2 separate regions of the Homo sapiens genome follow, and region 1 is linked to region 2. The links are chromatin contacts, found by Hi-C in ENCODE. All regions are on one chromosome and are shown on one strand. Each heading gives the region's core, a stretch centred on a gene start or an enhancer-like site at or near the end of the contact. The rest is flanking DNA. Distances are from core to core; before and after follow the strand shown.

Region 1 (2,700 bases), core at 5-2,504, 1.0 Mb before region 2:
CAGGTTCCTCTTCCTCTGAACAGGTTCGTGAAGCCTGGATGTAGACTGTCACACCTCTCTTATATAATCATTGTTCTCTCTTGCCAACTTGTTTTATGCTGGTGTCACATTCCATTATGTCAATTTTTTGGAGTGATGGATGTGTATGAAGCCGATTAGAATTGGATTTGTTGGCATTTCAGTTACTGAGAGTAGCATGAGATTAAGTCAAGGCTTGGTCCCCTAAAAGTGTTCAAGCATATTTCCTGAGAATTTGAAGCGTGAAACTTTGCTAAACGGACTTAAAATCAAAAAAAAGACTCTACTGTAAACCATGTAGTAGCCCAGAGTAACCAGTCAGCTGTGAAAGACAATTCATATCTCATTTAAGGAATCTGTTTCCATGACATTTGTTTGTAAAATGCCAATGGATTTTTTTAAACTAGAAATATATTCTATAGATCTGTGTTTTAGCTGATTATATTCTCTGAAAAAGAGTCAATTTTGACCCATGCACATGAATATTTAAGGTAGGTGCACAGAGTTCCAAATGCTTCTAAGAAAACTACCCTTTCCAATAGCCAAAACACTCTCTATCTCAGCATCATGTGGATTACATAACCAACGATCTGCCTTCCCCTAAGGCAGAATTTCTCAGATTCAACACTACTGACATTTTAAAACAGATAATTATTTGTTTGGCAGGGGGCTATCCTGCACTAAGTAGAACAGCATTCCTGGACTCCACCCACTAGATGCCAGCAGCACCACCCCGTCCCAGTTATAACAACCAAAAATGTGTCCAGATGTCTCCTAGGTGGCAAAATCACCCCGGTCAAGAACCACTGCCCGAAGGGACCACTGGGACCAATCCCGGCCTGCACAGTCCAATCTTCCCTGGACTCATCACATAGTCCCCTCCCTCTCCATGTGTCCCTCAATCTGGCTTATCTCTTGCCCTTCTCCGACCCCTCAATCTTCCTCTGTGCCCTGGGAACTCATGATCAGCCATCAGCAAAGTCCCCTATAGTCTCTATCTCTTCATGGAATATTCCTTTGACTTCCTTGCTCTAACACCAAATCTAAGAATACTGTTCCCCATAGCCCTCACACATAACACAGTGGATTCTTCTCTCATATGCCACATACTCTCCTTTGCCAATTTCCCCCAACCTCCCTCAAGAAACCCAGACCCTTGGGACAGGGGTTGGCAAACTACAGCCTGTGGGCTACATCTGGCCTACCACCTGTTTTTATACGGCCTGTGAGCTAAGAGTGGTTTTCACATTTTTAATGGTTGAAAAAAAATCAAAAGAATAATATTTCATGACATGTAAAATTCAAATCTCAGTGTCTATAAATAAAATGTCACTGGAATGCAGCCATGCTCATGCCAGTACCAGTGGCTGATGGCTGTTGACGTGCTACAAAGGCAGAATTCAGTTGAGTAGTTGCAATAGAGACCGTCTGGTACTCCAAGTTTAACATGTTACTTGGCCCTTGACAGAGAAAGTTTGCAGACCCTGCTGCTGAGGCACGTGGCACTAGTCTGGACCCTCCACTCCCTAACCAGTTGTCAACATCCACTATCTGCCAGGTCACTCTTCCACGTATATTAAAATATACACATGACTGAAAGCTGCATGGCACAACTGTTAACATTAGTGACTAAATGAAGTTCAAAATTACTTCTATAGTTTGGAATGTTGTGTGGAAATCAGCAGGATGAAACTGAAAGTTCACGTGTTAAGTCCCATGCAGTGTTTGGTATCAGAAGGACTGACACACAGAGCAGGAAGCAGCCCTGTTTTTGTCAACAGAGGAAGAACCAGGATAAACAGAATAGTTCAAGGGCAGATGGGGTACCTCAGGAGAAAGAGCACCCATGCCTGGAAGTGTACCCCATCTCTTGGGAACTTGACAGAAAGGGCTCCTGCTTTGGGCTAAATTTTAAGAACTTTCTAGCACTAAGATTTTTTCCCCTTCCAATGAAATTTGTAAACTTTAAGTGCAAAGATGAAACTCATTATGACACACATGGTCCCATAAAGATGCTTTTAGTTGACCAATGACCAATAAACTTGTACCTTACTGGGCAAATGCTCAGTGTAGAGTTGTATTTCCTAAGAAACCAAAGCAAACAAATCTGAGTTCAAGCTCTTATTAGTCTTTATTAGAATTAAAGCACATAGCTGGCTTAAGTCTACAGGGAGACTAAGCATTTCTCTCCAAGTCTTTGAATTTTTGTATTTACCTCAAACAAAAAAATACCTACAAGGAATGTAAATCAAATTGTCTCTCTAATCATCTCGCTTGAAGAATATGTTTAGGAGTGGTTGGCTGGGATGTGGTTGACTGGGAAGGAGTCTGTATACTTTGGATATTAAGAGCCAAGGGCCCAGCCCTTGGTCATAGCCCTTAGTCCTGTGATTTGGAATAGGCACTTAGCCCCATCTGTTTTCTCACTTGTACAATGAGGTTAATAAAACCTGTCCTGTCTGAATCTTACAGAGGATGATCGTGAGAGTTAAATTCAAATGATGCAAAAGGACCATCTGAGTGGAGACTGCCCTATATTTTTTTAGAACAATATGAACCCCTTTCTAAAACATATTTCTCCCTTCTTTACAAAAGTTGGCATCACTTGGGTGACTGAGTTATAAAATCTAGCCCCAAATCCTTCATATGTGGCATCTGAAGGCATGTTGCTATAAGCTAGCG
Region 2 (2,700 bases), core at 139-2,638:
CAATAGGGCAAGGACATTGTGTCTCCCTTATTCACCATGTACCCAGAACTTAAAACTGTGCCTCATAGACAGATCGCATTCAGTAAATATTTACTGACACAACAAATGTATGTATAATTTAGACCAGGGCTGTTCAACTGTAGCAAAGAACCACATTTAGCTATGGAACACTTGAAATGTGGCTACTGTGACCGAGGAGCTGAATTTTTAAAATTTAATTTTAATAGTCACATGTGGTTAGTGGCTCCCACGCTGGACAGTCCAGGTCTGGACACAGATGTGATGTAAAGAGGACTGGACTAACAAGGTCTAGGTTTGAATCCCAACTCTGCTGCTCAGATTGTGACCTGAAAAGTTGCAACTTCTTAGGGCCTTCACTATTTCATCTGTGAAATGACAAGACCTCCTAACTCTCAGCGTTCTTGACACGATTATAAAGCAATGTATTAAACATAAGATATGATCAAAGTGACATTCTCTGCCCTCCAGAAACAGTTCAGAAAGACTACTTTGCCTATTGCCCACTTGACCAAAAAAATGCCAAGTGAGTTTGGTAGACGGGTTGGTTAGCTCAGTGGCTTTGAGAATGAGGACAAGGTCACAAATCTGGGGAGTAAGGGAACCTCATCTAGCAAGGCTGACCAGATAAGAGAAGCAATGACAATGCAAATCATCCCAATTCCTGGTAAATGCTTAAATGGGCAACGTATTGATTATGGATGAGTAAATGACATCTCATTCATTCATTCTTCCAGGAAAAGCGGAAAAGCTACTACATTACCTAAAGCCCGCTACTTCCCAACCACAAACATTTGCTAATTTAGGTCCGGGTCCTCCTCGGGGGCAGCGGGCCGGGAAGCCCCCTCCCCCGCTGCCGGCGTGTCTTCCCCTCCCCCGTGGCGCCGCGAGGGTCAGGCTGGCACCGCGGTTGCAAGTACCACACGGCCGAACCCAGAAGCCATATTTAGCTTTATTTTTGTCAATAAAACAAACTTCCGTCTTCTAAAGAAAAACGGTTCTAACTCAATGTCAAACTAGGACGGAAACTCGCTGCTCGCCAAAGCTGCCAACCAGAGACGCCGCGTGTCCAACGGCACCGGGGTCCCAGACCCGAACCCGCGCCGAGCGTGCCCGCGCCCCGGCCCCAGGCAGCGCCGGCCACAAAGGGACCGGGGACGCGGCCGCGGCGGGGCCTCTTTCTCCACCTCCGACCCGCGCGCAGCGCTGCGGCTCCGGGACTGCCCAGCCGCGGGCGATACACTCACCTCGCTAGGCGCGCGGCGGCGGCGGCGGCAGGCGTCCTCCGGGCCGGCCGCGGCGGTCGCGGCCGGTCCCGCGGCCAGCGCGCTACTCTCGGGCCGCCGTCCGCCGCGCGCTCCTCGGCCACTGCCGGCGGCTCCCCCGGCGGGCGGGCGGGTCCGGCCGGGCCCCGCTCCGCCGCGCCCGCCCCCGCCTCCGCGCCCGGCTCGGGTCGGCGGCTACTCCGGGCGCCCCGCTCGCGGGCTCGGGCGGCGCTACTCCGGGCCGCCCCGCATGCGCGCCGCCTGCCCGCTCACTTGGGGCTCGTCGCGCGGCGGGCGCCGCAGGGCGCCCGCAGGCGCTCGGGCGCGGTCCTCCCTGCGCTGCGTGCTCGGCGGCAGCGGCGGCGGCGGCCCGTGCGGCTGCGCGGGGGAGGCGGGGGCGCCGGCGCTCACCCGGATGCGCGCCCCCTCCGCTGCGGCGAGCCCACCGCGGGGCCGCGACGCTCCCCTCGGGCTCGGGACTCCGGGGTCGGGCGCGGCGCCCCTCCCGGACCGACCGCCCAGTCCCGGCCCCCGCTCACACGGCTACGGGCAGGGCCGGGCCAGGCCGAGAGGTGCCCCCGACCCTGGGTCGGGACAAAGAGGCTGCCGCAGCAAGTTAAAGACAACTCGGGCTGTTGCGCGTCGAGCAGGTCACGGGGTGGGAGGAGATGGAGGAGCCCTCACAGCGGATCGGCTCCCGGGCCGAGCGCGGGGCCGCCCCAACCCGGTCGGCTGCCTGAGGCGGCCGCGAGCGCGGGAGCTGGAGCGCTGTCAGCCGCGCTGAGCCTGCGCCTGGCGACCGCGATGCAGGAGGCCCGGGACTGAGGGAGGACGGCGAGAGCGGAGGCCCGCGACCCGCACCGCCGGGGCAGGCACCCGGGTCTCGGGGGCAGCAACGCCGGGGCCCTTGCAGAACGGGGACTGTTTGGGGAAGTGGCTCCCGCACAGTGCCCGGAGAGGGGCCCTCCCTCTGTGCCCCCTTGGGAAACACTGCTTGGTACAATTCCAATACCCAGCTGTACCCTGCCCTGAAGATAGAAGACAAAACCCTGGCTCTGTCACTCACGCGAGGCATAACCAACCATTCTTTTAATAAATTAATTTTCTACTTAAATAATTCAGAGGTTTGTGTCTTATTGCTTGCCAACCAAGAGCTGCAATAAGAGATTACTTAATATTTAAGTGGTCCCACTTTTAAATTTATATTACCTCTCACATAACCAAAAGGCTGTCCGAAAAAAAAAAAAAAAAACCTGAAGATTATCTCTGGAATTTTAGTATCCTGTTTTTGCTTGTCTACATCTTCCAAGTATTCTAAAATAAAAGTTAAAAGTTACTATTTTAAAAGTACTTATATAATATTTTGAAACAAAGTCAATCATGACTAGCCTGTTACTGTTCCACAAGGAAACTTCAC

What was found. A loop is a pair of places that touch in the nucleus more often than their neighbours do. Pooled maps may share reads with other maps.
Region 1: a loop to region 2 is called in a map with no recorded cell type, with 4 times the contacts of the local background. The contact joins the enhancer-like site here to the promoter of GALNT1 in region 2. A Hi-C loop is called at or near these places in 4 of 37 single-sample maps with no recorded cell type and 2 of 50 pooled maps.

What each region holds. Positions count from the first base shown.
Region 1 is chr18:36,627,970-36,630,669 of GRCh38, reverse strand. The region is part of intron 10 of FHOD3 (formin homology 2 domain containing 3); the gene reads right to left. Among named protein-coding and RNA genes, the nearest start is that of TPGS2, 200 kb to the left of the region's middle. Within about 2 kb of position 1,254, at least 3 of the 41 ENCODE cell types and tissues checked have a DNase peak (open chromatin) inside an H3K27ac peak, as active enhancers do.
Region 2 is chr18:35,580,428-35,583,127 of GRCh38, reverse strand. GALNT1 (polypeptide N-acetylgalactosaminyltransferase 1) reads right to left here and starts at 1,388. Exons shown (of 12, transcript NM_020474.4): 1 at 1,266-1,388. RefSeq lists a silencer at 1,647-2,346.